2 separate regions of the Homo sapiens genome follow, and region 1 is linked to region 2. The links are chromatin loops, found by intact Hi-C in ENCODE. Cell type or tissue: dorsolateral prefrontal cortex. All regions are shown on one strand. Each heading gives the region's core, and the rest is flanking DNA. Links, peaks and the distances in the headings are about the cores only.

Region 1 (8,337 bases), core at 95-8,094, 530 kb after region 2:
GAGTTGGAGCAGCTACTATGAACCATGAGTTGAAAGCTACACGTTGAGGATAGATGAGCAAATACACAAGAGGAACTGAAGTCCCCCACATCATTTAGAGCCCATACCAAGCCTGGAATACCTATCCAGCTTTGTTTTGTCTCTATGAGAAGTAAATAAACTTGTATCTCATATTTGTAAACTTTTTACAGTAGAGCAGCTAAACTTGTACACTAGTCAACACATCATGATCTAGAAAGATGCCTGGACATTGTCTCTGTCTTTCCTGTGCTTCTTTCTCTTTCCTTCTGCACATCTTCATCCTTTTCATTTTCTATGGATCAGCTTTCTCTGATTTTGAGTTATTTCATAGAAAACGTGGCTGCCTTAAAGAAGCACGATGTTCATGTCTGTAACACACATTTATTAAGCACCTGTTGTGTGCTGGGAAGTGTGCTTGGAATATCTCTTCTATGTACTGTTCTGTCTGTTGCTAGCATTAAACACTAGCAACAGAACAGTAGGTACAACATATCCTTTTTTCCATGGGGCATATGGAGGATTGAAAATGAGGATTAGAGGTAGACAGTAACATGAAACAGAATGATCATCATGAAATTTGAAGAAATAAAAAATTTTATTTAAAAAAGGATTTTATTAAGGATGAAGTAAAGAGGGATGGTAAGGATGGAAATGTAGATGGGATCTAGATCAAAGAAGACCTTGTAAACTGTGTTATGGAGATGGGCATCATATAGATAGTCATTTGCAGATTGGATAAACCTTATAGGGGTATAGGAAGAAACTATCAGAACTATCATCTACATTTTTTATCTTTTTTTAGAAAAATTGTGTGTCCTATGCATTCTTTATAATATATATAACTGACTCGTATAGCAGCACATCTTTATAACTTACCTATAATTAATTTGGGAATAGAAAGCCGACAAACGGTTTTACCCAGGGGGATAGCATGATCCAGTTTACCAATTACGAAGGGTGCTTGGGGCTTCGCTGTGGAGAATGGATGGAAGCAAGGCAGGACTACAGGCAGGGAGACTGAGCAGAAGGCCGTGGCAGCAGAACAGCTGGGATATTGTGAAGGACTGAACTGGGTGGTGACTGGGCAGATTGGAGAGAGATTTTGGAAAGAATTACTAGGATTTCTGAACTTATTGAATGTGGGAATTGGAAAAAGAGAGAAGGAAAAGATGATACTAAGGATTCTGCTTTTGCCATCAGGATGAATGGTGGGCCTGTTACTGCAATTTTAGGCAAACTAAGGTCTGTAAATTGGCCCTAAATTGGGGGACATGGAAATTGCTGGTAAAATGATTAAAAACAGTTTCAATGTGAGATTGGGGTGCAGACTGATGAAGACTGAATAAAGGCAATGAACTTGATTGAGACCCCTATCTGGAGGAACTTATTAAGAAGTAGAGTTGTGAATGTGATAAAAGAAAGGTCAGGGGTGACTTTTCCGTTATTTTTGCAGATGGGAAAGACTTTCACCCTGTGAGGAATCTATTTTCTCCCCTTTATTCTCCTTGCAAACAGTCCTTTTCAGACACACACCCATCTTCCTTATCCTTGGCCAACTGCCTTATTCCTGGACCAACTTCTCTATTACTTTAAGAAAATCATTTTCTTTTATCTGGTCAAAAACGAATCCTAATAATTGATGACACATATAAAAGTAATGAGGGTGGTGGCCTTGCATTAAGGGAAAGGAAATTTCCAGCTAATATTAGGCAAGACAGACAAGCTCTAAAACCTTTTGAAGTTCCCTTTAGACACACCCAACATTTCTGTCTCCCTCATCTTTTCTTCAAGTTGGCCCTGAGTATTATTAAACACCACTTGTTCTTTTTAAAATTGTCTTAATATTATAGCCGTATTTCTTGTGCTATTTTTCTTTTTCAGTATTTCCGCCGTGTGAAGACTTTTTGGGGCTTACCTAGAGAGTAAACTCCATTGACAATTTCCTCCCTAAGGAAAAAAAGCATTTTAAGGTTTTGCTTTAGAAGCCAGCTTGAGGGGGTGGGGGTGGGGGGCTAAATTTCTTGGTTTGTCAGGCCTTCGGGACACAGACGGGTACAGGAGTGACCCACTAAAGGCATAGCTGTTGGTGCAGCCCAAAGAAGCTAACGTACCTTCCGTGGTTTCTTCTGGGCAGGGAGCGACTGTGGCGTTGGGAGAGGTCAGTGAGAAGGCCACACTGCTGTTTAACCAGGAACAGCTGCTAAATGCGCCTGGGCTCAGGCCCTTCTTTGCACAGGAAGATAGACAAGGAGAGGGCAGGCCTACCTGGAAAGTTCAAGTTAAATCCTGGCAGGCCTCTGGAGGCCCAAGCAGCCCAACATATGGGCAAAATGTTTCTTCCCCGGCACAGCGGTTGTCTCCCCGGAGAGGTTCAAGCCTCCTGTGACCTCCTGCTGCCGTTAGTCTTGAAACCAAATCGGGACTGGGCAGCCAGGCCCCTGCAGCTTTTTCTGTCCCGGCAGCTAGGATCTCCGTCTGCACCCCTGGCTGGCTGCTATGGCTGCAGAGGAGCAAGAGCGAAACCGCGCGAGTGGCAGGAGCAGGCCAGGCCGGAGGCCCCTCCCCGGCCCCCAATCCGGCGGCCTGCCCTCCCCCTCCCGGGGCGTTTGTATAGCAGACACCTGCAGCACGGGCGGCCGCCCGGGTTCCCGACACAAGGCGCTGGTACCTGAGCCCTTGACTGGTAATGCACCATAAACCGCTCCTTTCAGGCCCTTTCAGAGCAGGAGCACGGAGGTCACCGTGCCTACAAACCCCTCTGTGTCCGCCACGTCTCCTGGGCCCTGGGCGCTCGGGCCTCCAGCCGCAGAGCACGCCTGCCCGTGGGAATCCCAACACTTGTGCTCCGCGAGGCCGGCGGGGCGGGGGCGGGGGATTGGGACCACCCTGCCCTCCCCCAGCCCGGCCTCCCCCGCCCTGCCCGCCGCTGGTTCACAGAGCGCAGCGAGTGGAACGAATTGGGTGCGCCGTCCTCAGACGCTGGCGGAAATCAAATGATGAGGCGAGGTGGGACACCCGCTCTCCGCCCCGCGGCCGACGCCCAGCCCACGGCAAAGGTATCACACGGTGTCCCGCCTCGCGGCGACGCGAGCGGCGGGATGACTCGGCCTGGGCCCTGGCGCAGCCAAAGGCCCGGCTCGCTGGGGCGCGATCCCAGCTCGGCGCGCACAGCCCTCCGAGTTCCAGGTTGGATTGGGTGCGGTTGTACCTGTGGAGTGGGTGGCCCGGTGACTGCCACCCGGGCCAGTGCTGCCAGCAGATGTGCACATCCTGGGCGGGGGCTGGCGGCCGAGTGTCACTAGTAGGGGCGGCGGCTAGGCAGCCATTCGCCGCCTTCCAAGCCCGGCGCTGCGCGCAGGGCTTGGAGCACTCGGTGCTGAGACGCGAATGCGCATAAAGAGAAAAGTGTTTCCAGTGTTTCCCCAAAATGGGGAACAGGGAAGAAGGACAAGTATCATGCAAGACTGCCACTGCCACCTGTCTTTTGCGGACCATGCTGCCTTCTTTCCCGCTGGCCTGGCTCTGAGCACTGAAAGCCGGGGAGAGGGCGCCGGCCTTAGAGCCAGCCGCACTCGGGGACCGCAGGCGGCGCTGGCCCGGGCCACCCAAGCCCGGCAGATGAGCCTTTGGCCTGCGGGGGACCGGGCCGGAGGCCAGGGGGACGGCAGTGTCGCCGGAGGGAGCGCGCAGCCCAAGGCCGGTGCTCCGGCCCCGCGCGCCCCCTCCCGGGTCCGCAGGGAACCCGGGTTACCTGGGGAGCCGGGCTTTGTCGGCCACGCTGGCTCTCCGCGGCCCCAGAACTAATTAAACGCCTCTTTTGGCCAAGGGAAGTCTTGCGCCGGACGGGGGTGGGGGCGTGTGGGGGCGGCATGTGGGCACCGGAATAATCAGCCCCATTCTTGCGCTTCTACAGAACCCGCGGCGCAGCGAGAAGTGAACAGCGGCCGCCTGAATGGCGGTTTCAAAAGGCGACACCTGCAAGCGCGGCCGGTTGTGAATTGAATTGAGTCAAATGCGGCGCCCGCTCGTACCTGAGCCGCGAGCTATTAGTGTCAGGCGCGCCCGGTCGTCCGGGCGGGGAAGCGCGCGGCCAGGCCGTCCGCGCTGAATGCGGCAAGCTGCGGCGCGGCCGCTCCATGGGAATGTCGCCACTTGTGCTGCTAGCGGTCGGGAGGGGGTGCGCTGCCCTTTCAGAGACAGACACAATTAGGCAAAATGCTCAATGAACATTATAAATGACGTGCGATCGCTCTGCAGATTGCCTGGCAAATCAAATTATATGGTCGCTCGCGGGCAATTTCCATGTGCTTTTAAAACTTAAACAGGTATTCGCCCATTTAAAAAAAAAAAAAAAGGAGAGGGGGTGAGTCGACTCAGGGATTCCGGAAAAAACAAGTGAAAGAGTCGGTGTTGAATATTCACACGTCCCCTTTGTTGGCGACTGACTTCACAATGGGCTTGGAGAGGGGGTGCGTTTGGACGAGACACATTTTTTACTGTCTTCCATGCTGCAGAGGAAGGCACCAGAAGTTTGCATTTATTACAACTCACAATTACAGTGGGACTCCCTTTTTTCTTTTAAGACTAAAATTCTTCTCATAATGAATGACTTGAAAGCTACTGTCATTCTAATAAGATGGAAGAAACATTCTAATCAGATGGAAGCGCGCCCGGGTGCACTTGGGGAGGAGGCGGAAAGAGCCCTGCGCTTCTCCCTGGCACCAAGCATTAATCCAGGAGGGAGCTGGGGAAGCTGGGGCTCTGCGCTCTGCACAGCCCAGACTCTGGGCCTCAGGCGCGGCCCCGAGGCTCCCCGGTTGTCATTCGGCCTCCCTGCGGTCCCCCAAGCATCGGGAGGAGCAGCGGCACAGAACCAGCGAGAGAAGCAGCGCTGGGTGCAGTGCGCCCAGGGCGGCTCCGGCAGTGATGCCGGCACCGGCATGAGCACCCCAGCCGCCCTTGGTCTGCCCCAGCTTGGGCCTGCGCTCTGTGGCTGCGACCCTCGGAGGAGGGGGGCAGCTGGAGGCGCCCGGATTGCGCGGACCCCCGCAGAGGCCAGGAGCCGCGCCTCCGGCGAGGGGCTGTCATCGAGCAAGAGCAGAGTCGATTCTGGCTTCAAAAGAAGGAAGCAAGGAAGCAGCAGCCATCCGTGGCCTCACACCCCTGCCGACCTCCATCTCATTTTCGATTTTCTACTCTTTTTGTTTCTAGATAATTGGGACAGAGGGAGGGGCGAAGAACTGCGGATCGTGGTGACAGTTGGTAAATATATGCATCTTAGTGAGGAAAGGCAAGCAGAAAAGAATATTGGAAATCCAGCTTTGGGGTTCGTCTTTGTCGGTGACTCACTGTGTTATCTTGGGCAAGTAGCTTAACCTCTTGGGCTCAGTTTTCTCATCCATGAAATGGGAACCAATGTCTGATGTGTCTTCCTCACGGGGCTGTTTTCATTAGGACTTTAATTGGGAATGGCAATCTTTTGGGTAGGTTGTCTTTGTGTGCCTTAAAGTCAAAAACTATACATAAGCCCCAAGGATAAAAACCTCCGTGGGAGGACAAACCTTAGAAACTCAGAGACCTGAGCACTGGTGTTCCTCCCCTCCCAATCCTCGCTCAGGAATCGCTCCTTATTGGGACTGGAGGAAAGGGATGCTCTTCCTAACTGCTTCCCCGTGCAAAGAGGAACTGGGTCCCTGAGGAGTGAGGAGAGCAAAACTCAACCAACATCCGGACCATCTGGTTGTGTGTGTGTGAGCGTGCGTGCATGTGTGTAAGGGGGCAGGTCTCCAATACGTTGGACATTTTCGTTTCTCCTTGTCTCACACTTTTCCTGCTGGTACCAATGACCACTTCGTGAAGAGCAATGAATGAAGCGCAATTCATGAGTTAGGAAGGTGAATTTCATTGAGAAATAACATTTTTTATTGCAGTTCTGGGCATGAGAGTCCCGGAATGGCGAAGGTTCTGGGAGCCTCGTGGAGCCAGGTGCGCTGGCCTTGGTGCTGAAGGTAAAGGCCGAGCCTGCGGAGGCAACCGCCTCAAACCATGGGCCATCTGCTCAAATCTAAAAGCAAGGGGATCACACCTTTTTAATACCTCCCGTCCCGGGTGTGTGCTTGTTTCCGTTGGGGGGATGGGGGGGAGGGTGTGTGTGCGCGCACGCCCGCGCGTGTGTGTAATAAAAATAACATGAAAGCACAGTGACAGTGTCTAATAAAGTTTAGTTAATTGAATGGACATTTAGATACCTTTCTCTCAATCTGCTCCATAACTTACTTATTCAATTCAATGTGGGAAAATTTTTACTAAATAATAGTCATGCAATGTCTTAAGGATGCCTGACTGTTTCTCACTTTGTTTTCATCGTCTGATCTAAACATTATGGTGGAGAAGTTTCAGGCAAGAGCAAAATTTATCAAAGACAAGAGTGGTCCATTCAACACTTCTTCCTGATGACATTTAAGTTCTTCACTGCCTCTGGGCCCAAATTGGGGTGATTCTATCTCAGGAAAGAAATAACTGAGACAGAATCATCTTGGAAAGGTATATGCGGTTTTAATTAATGAATCTATTCTGAGATCTCTAGGGAAGCTCAGTTAGTACTGGGTCAAACCCAGTGATTAAGGCTTCATGTGTGCCATTTATAGGAAGAATTTTCCTTGGGCTAAAATATGGTAAAAAGACCAAGGACCTGTTCTGTTCATTTTTCTGTCACAATATCATCTTTTTTTTTGAGACAGGGTATCACTCTGTCACTCAGGCTGGAGTGCAGTGGCATAATCACAGCTCACTACAGGCTCAAATTTTCAGGCTCCAGCGATCCTTCCATCTCAGCCTCCCGAGTAGCTGGGACCACAGGCACTAGTCACCAAGCCCAGCTAATTTTTGGTAGAGACAGGGTTCGACCATGTTTCCCAGGCTGGTTTTGAACTCCTGAGCTCAGGCAATCCACCTGCCTCAGCCTCTCAAAGTGCTGGGATTACAGGCATGAGCCACCATGCCTGTAATATCATATTTAACAGTTAAAAATCTATTTATACCCTGCTCATTCAAAATACATATTAAGTAGTATGCGCAAATATGTGTACTTTAACAAGATCAGAAAATAAGTAAATGAAAATATTTGGAGTGAAAGTAGAAAAAATCAGATGTAACTGGAATTAATTTCTGTACACTTGCTGGAGATGCTCTAAAGTTCTGGCTCCAAACCTCCTCATTGTTCCCAATGCAAAGAAAAAACACAATAAATGTCATGATTCACGGGGTCTAAGATAAAAGTAAACTGGTTTCTCACAGAAGAACAACTATTTGCAGTACTGACATCAGACAGAAACCTCTCCCATGTGCCCCCATAAAATGATGTACCCATAAAATGAAAAGTGACCTCAACCGTGTCCCTAAAGCAAATAGATCTTAGTTGTGTGGGCTAGCTTCCATTTGTGTCACTCAGTGAAGCCCCACAATATTCCCTTTGTTTGAGTAAGAATAAAACTGGCGAGAAAAAGACCTGGCAAACAGCACGCTCACTCACATCCTTACTGGGATGTTGCAATCTTAGCGTTGGGGACAAACCATCCTGAGAATCCTCATGCTACAGTTGTTGCAACTTCTGAAAGATTTGCAAAAAATACTCTTGGGACTCAGCCTGATATTTAAGGAAGACCAATGACAGTGATAGACTTTGGAAAAGAGGAGGTGTTACTGTTAGTGCTGGAACCATCAAAGCCATCTTTGGACCAGCACTCCAACTTCAGTACCTATAAAAGTCATCAGCTTTAACTTCAAAACTTATGATTTGGTGGGTCTAGTAGCATCAGGAAAAAACATTATATATATATATATAAATAATATTATATATGCACATTATATATATGTGTGCATATGCATCTATATGTATATGCATACATATACATGTATATATGTGTGTATATGCATACACAAACATGTATATATGTGTGTGTATATAATTTTGGAAAACATAATTTTTTAATAAGCACCCTAGATATGCAATGAGATCACTAAATTGTTTCCTTCTTCTCTTGTATAGAGCTAAACTACAGTTTCCAGCCTTTCCTGCAGCTGTGTTGGACTGTGTAATTCAGTCCTGGCCAATGGAATGTAGGCAAAAGTAAGGTACATCACTTCTAGCATTAGTCCCTAAAACCACTCTTGAAATCCTCTAAGTTGGCTTTTTCTCCTCTTGTCATCTGCCACCTTGGTACAGAGGATCCCAGAGAGGACTCTAAATGCCCTGAGTGATGGCAGAGACATTAGATGGAAGGAAAACTGTGCCCCTGAATGAGTGTGTAGGGAAGA
Region 2 (8,337 bases), core at 43-8,042:
AAATTTGTTTAGCAAGGTTGCAGAGCACAAGACCAATATAAAAAAAAGCAATTGTGTTTTCATATACTAGCAATGAACAATTCAAAAATCAAATTAAGCAAACAATTCCATTTACAACAACATTTAAAATAAAATACTTAAAAATCAATTTAACAAAATTTATGTAAAATGTATACTCTTAAAACTATGCAACAATGTTGAAAAAAATTAAGACCTTAATAAATGGAAAGCCATACCATGCTCATGTATCAAATGAATTGATATTGTTAAGATGACATTACTTCCCAAATTGATCTATAGACTAAACACCATTCCTACCACAACCCCAGCTGGCGCTGTCTCTCTGTTTATTTTTTTCTTTTTCACAGAAATTGATAAGCAGGCCCTAAAATGTATGTGGAAACTCAAGTACTGAGATAGCCAAAACAATCTTAAAAAATAAGAACAAAGTTGAATAACTCACAATTTCCAATTTAAAAACTTATTTCAAAGCTACAGTATCCAAGATAATGTGGTACTGGCATAAAAATGAACATACAGATCAATAAAATAACATTAAGACCCCATAAATAAACCCTCACATTTATGGTCAATTGATTTCAACAAGGCTGTCAAGAAAATTTGATTACTTTTCACAAATGTTGCTGGGACAATTGAATATCCACATGCATAAAAATAAAGTTGAATCCCTTCCTCACACCATATACAAAAATCTTTACTTAAAATAAAATGTAGACAAATTAAGAGAGCTAAAATTACAAAACTTTTAGAAGAAAACACAGGAATAAATCTTAATGAATCTGCATTTGTTGCACAAGCAACAAAAGAAAAAAAACAGATAATTGTACTTCATCAACATATTAAAACTTTTGTGTTGCAAAATAAACCATCAGGAAACTGAAAAGAAAACCTACAGGAAGAGAGAAAATATTTGCAAGAAACTTGTACCTAAAATAAAGAACACTTAACAACTCACTCAATAATAAAAAGACAAACCAATTTAAAAGTTGACAATGAATTTGAATAGACATTTCTCCAAAGAAGATATGCAAATGTCCAATAAGCACATGAAAAGATACCTAACCTCATTAGTCATTAGCGAAATGCAAGTCAAAACCACAAGATACCATTTCAAATCCAGAAAGATGACTATCCTCAAAAAAAGAGTTAAGTATTGGCAAAGATGTGAGGAAAATGGAACCCTCATATTGACAGCAAGAATGTAAGATGATGCAGCTGCTCTGGAAACCAGTTTGACAGTTCTTTAAAATGCTAAACATAGTTATCATATCACCCAATAACTCCACTACTAGGGGTCTATCCAGGAGAAATACAGACATATACCCATAAAAAGACTTGTATTTTAGTCTTTATAGCAGCATTATTCATAATAGCCAAACATTGGAAGCAACCTAGATGTCCATAAACTGATAAATGGACAATAAAATGTGGTATATCCATACAATGAACTTTTATTTGGCAATAAAAAGAAAGGAATTAATGACACATGCAACAACACAGATGAACAGTTAAAACATTACGCAGAGTGAAAGAAGCCAATCACAAAAGGATAAATACTGTTATGATTCCATATACATGAAATGTCCAAAATCAGCAAATCCATAGAAACAGAAAGTAGATGAGCAGTTTTCAGGGGCTGACAGGCTGGAAGGTAAGAAGGGAACCGCAACTACTGGGTAGGGGAGTTTCTTTTAGGGGAGATGAAAATGTTCCAAAATTAGATAGTGGTGGTAGTTGCATGACCTTATAAATTTGTTTTTAAAAATGCAACTATACTCTTTAAATGGATGAATTGTACACTATAAGAATTATATCTCAATAAAGCTGTTTTTTAAAAAAGAAAGGAAAGAAAAAAAGAAGCCCTGGGGTCATATTTCTCCTTATTTACCACTGAGCTCACTATATATATATATATATATATATATATATATATATATATACACACACACACACACACACACACACATACACACACACATACATGCATATATGTGTATGTGTGTGCATAATACAAAGTACATACACACATATATATTGTGTATATATATATAGTATATTGTATATATTACACCAGTCCTCGGTTTCCAAAGACCCACCCTGATGTTCTATTCCAAGGATCAGCAAATGAAGATCCACAAACCCAATCTAACTCTCAACCTGTTTTTGTTTTTGTATTGCTCTTTGGCAATACAAAAACAAAAATGCAGTTTTTACATTTTCAAAGGACTTTTTAAAAAATAAAAAAGAGTATGTGACAAAAATCAGTGCGGACTGCAAAGTCTAAAATATGTTTGCTCTCTGGGCCTTTATACAACAAGTTTGCTGACCCCCTGATCTATACCTTTTATTTTCTCTACATTTACCAAGAAGAAAAGGGGAGGAGGAGGAGGAGAAAGAATAAGAGGAAAACATACCCTTTCTTTTACATCATTGTTAGCCGTGAAAACAGTGCAGTATGGGGACCAGTTTGTACATATTCACGAGAGCCAACTGTTAAGTTTTTAAGACTTTTTAAGTCAGTTGATGTCATGTTGTAATTGGCCACAGCAGAAATATTTACGATACAGAAATTGGCAAACAGTTCAAATCAGGGCTTTTTTCCCCCTGCAGAGAGCCAGCGTATCTCAAATAAAAACCTTCCGAAAATCTTGTCGTCTTTGTACTTTTCAGAAATCAGAGAACAGGGAAGAAACCTACAATCAGATTTTTAGTCCACAGGGAATTTGCAGATGGGACGCCATGGTATAAAGCTAGGTGCAGATCAGGAAGTACATAGGGCAATGTCCCGTTCTTGCAAAGAAAAGAAACTTCAGACTCAAAGTGTCTCTCTGATCCTCCCTCCACCACTCCCACACTGCACTTTCTTTGCTGGGACATCTCTCTGCTCTATACATATAGGTGACCGCCAGGAGGGTCTCCACTCCCGATCTCTGGAGACTGCTGAGAAGGAGAAGCGCCCAGCCCACATGCCAGGACTATAGCAGGTGAAAACAAGTTCCTGGCATTAACCAGGGCATGGAGGGAAGATGTTCTAATCGCCACTAGGGGGAGGGCTGGTCACACTTTGCATCAAGGAGCCCGAGGGACCAGAATACAGAGGGCAAAAAAAGGCAACCAGAAGCGCTTTGGGAGGCCGAGGCGGGCGGATCACAAGGTCAGGAGATCCAGACCATCTTGGCTAACACGGTGAAACCCCGTCTCTACTAAAAATACAAAAAATTACCGGGCGAGGTGGCATGCACCTGTAGTCCCAGCTACTCCGGAGGCTACATTTTATTAACTTAATATTATTTATGTTAATTTTTAAGTAGCAAATAAAGTGGATTCGATATTGTCTGTTCAGTAGAGTGATTATATAAGTATGTTTTATATATGTATCATACACAACAAAATACAATATATTTGTGTGTGTGTGTGTGTGTGTGTGTGTGTGTGTGTGTGTGTGTATTCTCCTGTTCTGTTAAGTAAACTAGCAAGGAGTCAAGGAAGAGATTACTTACAAAAATGCCCAACCTGAATCTTCATGGTGTAACATGATGGCAATTAAGATTTTATTAATTACAAATTAAGACTCATTTTCCCATATGAAAAAGCAAACTATAGTATTATTTTTGAATGCTCAGCCATAAATTAAATAGGTTTCCCCAAGGCAGCTGGAAACCTACATTCCACATATAATGTTGTTTCTATTAGAAAATACTTCCCAACAACCTACTTATGAAGAGTGTTCAGAATAAAATGTGTTTATGAACTAGGCAAAAGAAAAAATAATGTGTACCCCTTAGAAAGTCACTCCCTCTTTCATTTCATTGTCTCATTGTATGATTATAACTGGAGTCCAAATTCCTCCCACCCACCCCAAGTTCTCTGTTCACTTCTCTTCTCTCCCTCTTCCCTAAAGAACTGTACTGTCTGCATCTCTTTTACAGTTACAATAAAATGAATTTCTCATAGATATGCTGCACTTTAAGGTTGTTGGCCCCATTTTTGCTGCTGTAGTAACTTTTCCTGGCTCCAGAAAAGCCACTGTAATCTAATGGAAATTGGACAAGGTCATGGAGCAGGCTAAGAAAAGACCTGGTAACCTACAAGTACTAAACCCAAGGCTCTCTTTCTATTTCTAGCATGAAAAATGGGCACAACATGACATTTTTCTCTGGTAAAGCAAAACCATTGTAAACACTCAGGACTGAAGGTGCTATTTGTGGAGTCAACTTCTAAAATTTGACTGCTTTGAGCTAGTAGGAATTACGATCTGTATAGTATGCTAATTTATACATAAATGTAATAAGGTACTAAACTTTAACACGTACACGCAATATCTGCTCACAATGTCCTGGTAAAGCTGTGAAAATATCCTATCAACCCAGACAACAGGGCATTTAAACAGCTACAGGCTATTATTAAGCAAGTAAGAAGTATTTATTTAGGCTATTTATACAGGCTATTACTAGCCCTAGGGAGGGCTTTACAGGGGTCATTTTATTATTAGTTTTTGTTGTTCATGTAATGCTTCATTGGTTAATTGATACGACCTCATAACTCCTCCAGCTAAACTTTGCTGGTTCAGGAGGCCATCAGTGAGAACAGCTATGTTAAGACCAGCAAGAGGCAAACCCAAAAGTGAGAGACAGGAAAGTTGTGAAAAACCAAGACAGGTGGCCAACCCATTTGAGGACGACTTGCATGGACATGAGAGAATGTGGCTCTCTCACCCTGAGGATGAAAGGCACAACCGCAACCTTCCAGCATCCCTAAGACAGAAAGTATTTCACGGAAAGGATTATGCCATATCTTGGAGAGATAAATGCATTTATTTCCTACTTATCTTCAGCAGCAGATGTAAACAGCCATTGGGACTTCTTCAAAGTCATTTCCAAAAATAGTATTAGGGATTCTAGAAGAGTTCTGCCTCTGACCACAATTCTGGCCAGAAGAGGGACTAAAAGGCCAGGAGAACTGAGATGACACCATAATAATAATGTCTTATACTAAATAAACATGTACCAAGTGCCAGACGCTGTGCTAAACACTCAATGTGCATGGTTTCATTTAATCATAACAAGACTCTATGATATAGGTACTATTTTATTCCCATTTATTTATTCAAGAAATATTTACAGACTACCTTCTATGTGGCAGGAATTGTTCTAGCCACTAGGGATTCAGAAATGAGCAAAACAGAAAAAAAAAATCTCTTCCTTTATGGAGTTTACCTTCTAGTAGGGGAGAGAAACAAAAGATGGAAGTGAATCAAATGTATGGAATTTCTTATAGCCAAAGAGCTAAAAGGGAAATTAGTGCAAAAAAGGATAGAAAGTTAGATGGATGTAATTTAAAATAGTGTAGCCAAGAAAGACCTTATTGAAAAGATGAACTTGAGAAAACATTTGAAGGAAGTGGAGAAGTCAAGCAGGTTATCTGGAGAAGTTCAAAGATAAGTTCAAAGTTACTTAGATGACAGCAAGTGTGGTGTGTTATTGGAACAGGAAGATGGCAATGTGGTGGAAGCATGGTGATTAAAGAGGGAAGTTGTAGAGAAATCAGAAAGTCAGAGCAGGTAGATCATGTAGAATCTTATTTGTAATTGTAAGGGCTTTTTTTTTTTTACTATGAGAGAAATGGGAAAATATTATAAAATTTAAGCAGAGGAGTCACATTATTTGCCTTATGTGTTAGTAGTATTGCTGTGGCTGTGTATGGAATCTAGACTTTGGGGGTGGTACAAGGATGGAAGCAGAGAGAGGTTGGGAAGTCACTGCAATAATTCAGGGATATGACTGCAGCTTGGTCTCGGCTGCCAGGAAGGGATGTGGTGATAACTGGTCAGATTGGGATTACATAATGAAGGCCTAGCTGCAGGATTGGTTAATGGGTTGAATGCTTTCTGTAAGAGGATGACTCCGAGGTTTTTGGCTCAAGTAATGACAAAAATGGGGCTGCCACTTACTGAGAGAAGGAATAAGTGAGAGAAGCAGGGAGCAGGCATATTAGGGTCACGTCTATCCATAAAGTAATGTTAGCAAAGGAAACAGTACTTCACAGTTAGAATCTTTAGAAGGCTGTGGCTCTCATGATTAAGATTCCAGTTCTATCTAAGTGATGCATACTTCACTCACTCATTCTTTTATTCATTTACTCCTTTATTCAACAAATTTTCATCAAGTGTCCATTGTGTGCCAAACAGTATGCTAGGTCTTAGACCTGTAGTGAGCAAGAAACACTTGGTTCCTTCCCTTCTTAAAACTTACGATCTGGAGGAAAAGCAATTATATTAAGCTATAAAACAAAACAAATAAAAAATTATTAATAAAGAAAGCAATGGCTGGGCACAGTGGCTCATGCCTGTAATCCCAGCACTTTGGGAGGCCAAGGTGTGAGGATCACTTGAGCCCAAGAGTTCGAGGCTGCAGTGAGCTATGATTGAAATGGTGCACTCCAGCCTGGGTGACAAAGAGAAACCCAGTCTCTAAAAAAAAGGAAAAGAAAAAGAAAGGGAAGTATTGGACAACTTCAGTAATTTGCCCATAGTTGCATAGGTGGGGAGAGACAGGGTTGGAACTTGACACAGGTGCCTCCTTCCAGAGTCCACATGCTCACTTTATGGAGTGATCAGATGCAAGCACCATCCAATGGAGAAGAGAGCACAAGCAGTCAAAAGGAGCACCAATACCACCCAGGAGATCCTGACCATGGCTGTGTCATGAAAACTACAGAACGTTTTCTGGGCCCAAGTTCCCTCATCTCTAAAATGAACCAGATGGTCTTCGCAGTCCCTTCTGTGTCTGAAACTGTGATTCTTTGATGTACATTGGTGTCCACATGTAGGAAAGAAGATGTGGGGAACACCCAGTCCAAGCTTCACTGACTTCACAGCTCTGCCTAGGACCAGGCCCGTGTCTGAAACTGGGAGCCACAGGACCCCAACCAAGTCCTTTGCTGCCCTGTCCTCAGAAGGACCTGATCAGGCAGAAGGAGCAGTGAAAGTAGGGGGTTGGCATGGGAGACCGCTCTCAGAGATGGGAGCAACTGGACGGTGTGAGCCAGAGAGAATGAGAGAAAAGACAAATTCAAGGATAGCAGACCCAGCCAGGTGCAGTGGCTCATGCCTGTAAGCCCAGCACTTTGGGAGTCTGAGGCAGGAGGCTGTGCCTACAAAAAGTAGCCAGGCACGGTGGTGTACACTTGCAGTCCTAGCTACTTGGGAGGCTGAGATCGGAGGATTGCTTGAGCCCAGGAGGTTGAGGCTACAGTAAGCAGAGATCATGCCACTGTACTCTAGCTTGGACGATAGAGCAAGACCCTGTCTCAAAAAGGAAAAAAAAATAGGATAGCCGATCCGTTAGACTGCCCCTGGATTTAGGTATCCTGAATGTGTGATTTTTCTCTTAAGCCTACGGTCGACAACATAAGGGACTCATGCATTTGAGTGTGATCCTGGGAAATGCAGACCCTTCACTATTTTGGCTCCAGTTTTCTCATCTGCAAAATGAGGCCAGATATTTTCTAAACTCGGTAATCTACGACCCCACATTCCTATAACCTCAGCATTTCTGTCCCTTAACTAAATTTCCAAAATAAACTTCTGCCTCCTAGAGTGTGCTTCTTGCCAAATTTCAAGACTCACTCAAATTGTCATTTGATCTAACAGTGCAGTTCTGGAAATAATCCAAATCAAAGATCTACCACAGAAGAAACATCTCAATGTTTGGTTAAAGAATTCCAACATTTAGCTACCATTTTTAGTATTTCTTTACATTTACTTCTACAATATAAATTTTAAGCCACCATAAATTATCCACAATCACAATACTCTTCCTAGAGCTCTGATGTCTTAAATATCTGCAAGATACTCAATAATGGAAAATATACTATTTTTTTCCTATTCACAAATTACAAATTGCTTCTCAGTGTTGGTATACTAAATTAATGACATTAACTACAGAATACAAAGCCCCAAACAAAGCAATGCTCTACATCAACATATTTTGATTTTCAGTGCCTAATTAAATCATGTAATTACAATAATCTCATTTTGTAAGTAGAGAAAATAAAATTTACAAATATTCTACAAATTGCCCCAAATCACATAGCACTGAAAAGTTTCCAAAAACTAAAACCAGTATTAATGCCTATAAACTCTTGACTCAAATTACTGAGTTATAATTATCATTGATAAACACTGAAAAAGGAGTGCAAAAGTAAGTAGTTTTGTTGTACACTTTTTTTTTTTTTTGAGACAGGGTCTCACTTTGTCAACCAGGCTGGAGTGCAGTGGCACGATCTCAGCTCACTGCAGCCTTGACCTCCTGGGCT

The links. Peaks named below come from ENCODE experiments on the same cell type or tissue, not always from the same donor. Only the 100,000 strongest peaks of a DNase experiment are listed, where the experiment ranks them.
Region 1: it touches region 2 in a loop (2.4-fold over the local background); 5 of 110 quality-filtered maps call a loop at or near these places.

Annotation. Positions count from the first base shown.
Region 1 is chr10:23,169,162-23,177,498 of GRCh38, reverse strand. No RefSeq gene overlaps it. Among named protein-coding and RNA genes, the nearest start is that of PTF1A, 19 kb to the left of the region's middle. In dorsolateral prefrontal cortex, for the core only: no CTCF peak of the experiment used is centred there; a DNase peak (open chromatin) is centred at 4,131; H3K4me3 peaks cover 3,974 bases; H3K27ac peaks cover 2,818 bases; H3K27me3 peaks cover 3,721 bases.
Region 2 is chr10:23,697,797-23,706,133 of GRCh38, reverse strand. It overlaps a transcript of KIAA1217 not described here. Among named protein-coding and RNA genes, the nearest start is that of OTUD1, 260 kb to the right of the region's middle. RefSeq lists an enhancer at 3,122-3,171. In dorsolateral prefrontal cortex, for the core only: CTCF peaks have their summits at 2,847 and 3,056 (motif pointing right); a DNase peak (open chromatin) is centred at 3,063; H3K27me3 peaks cover 686 bases.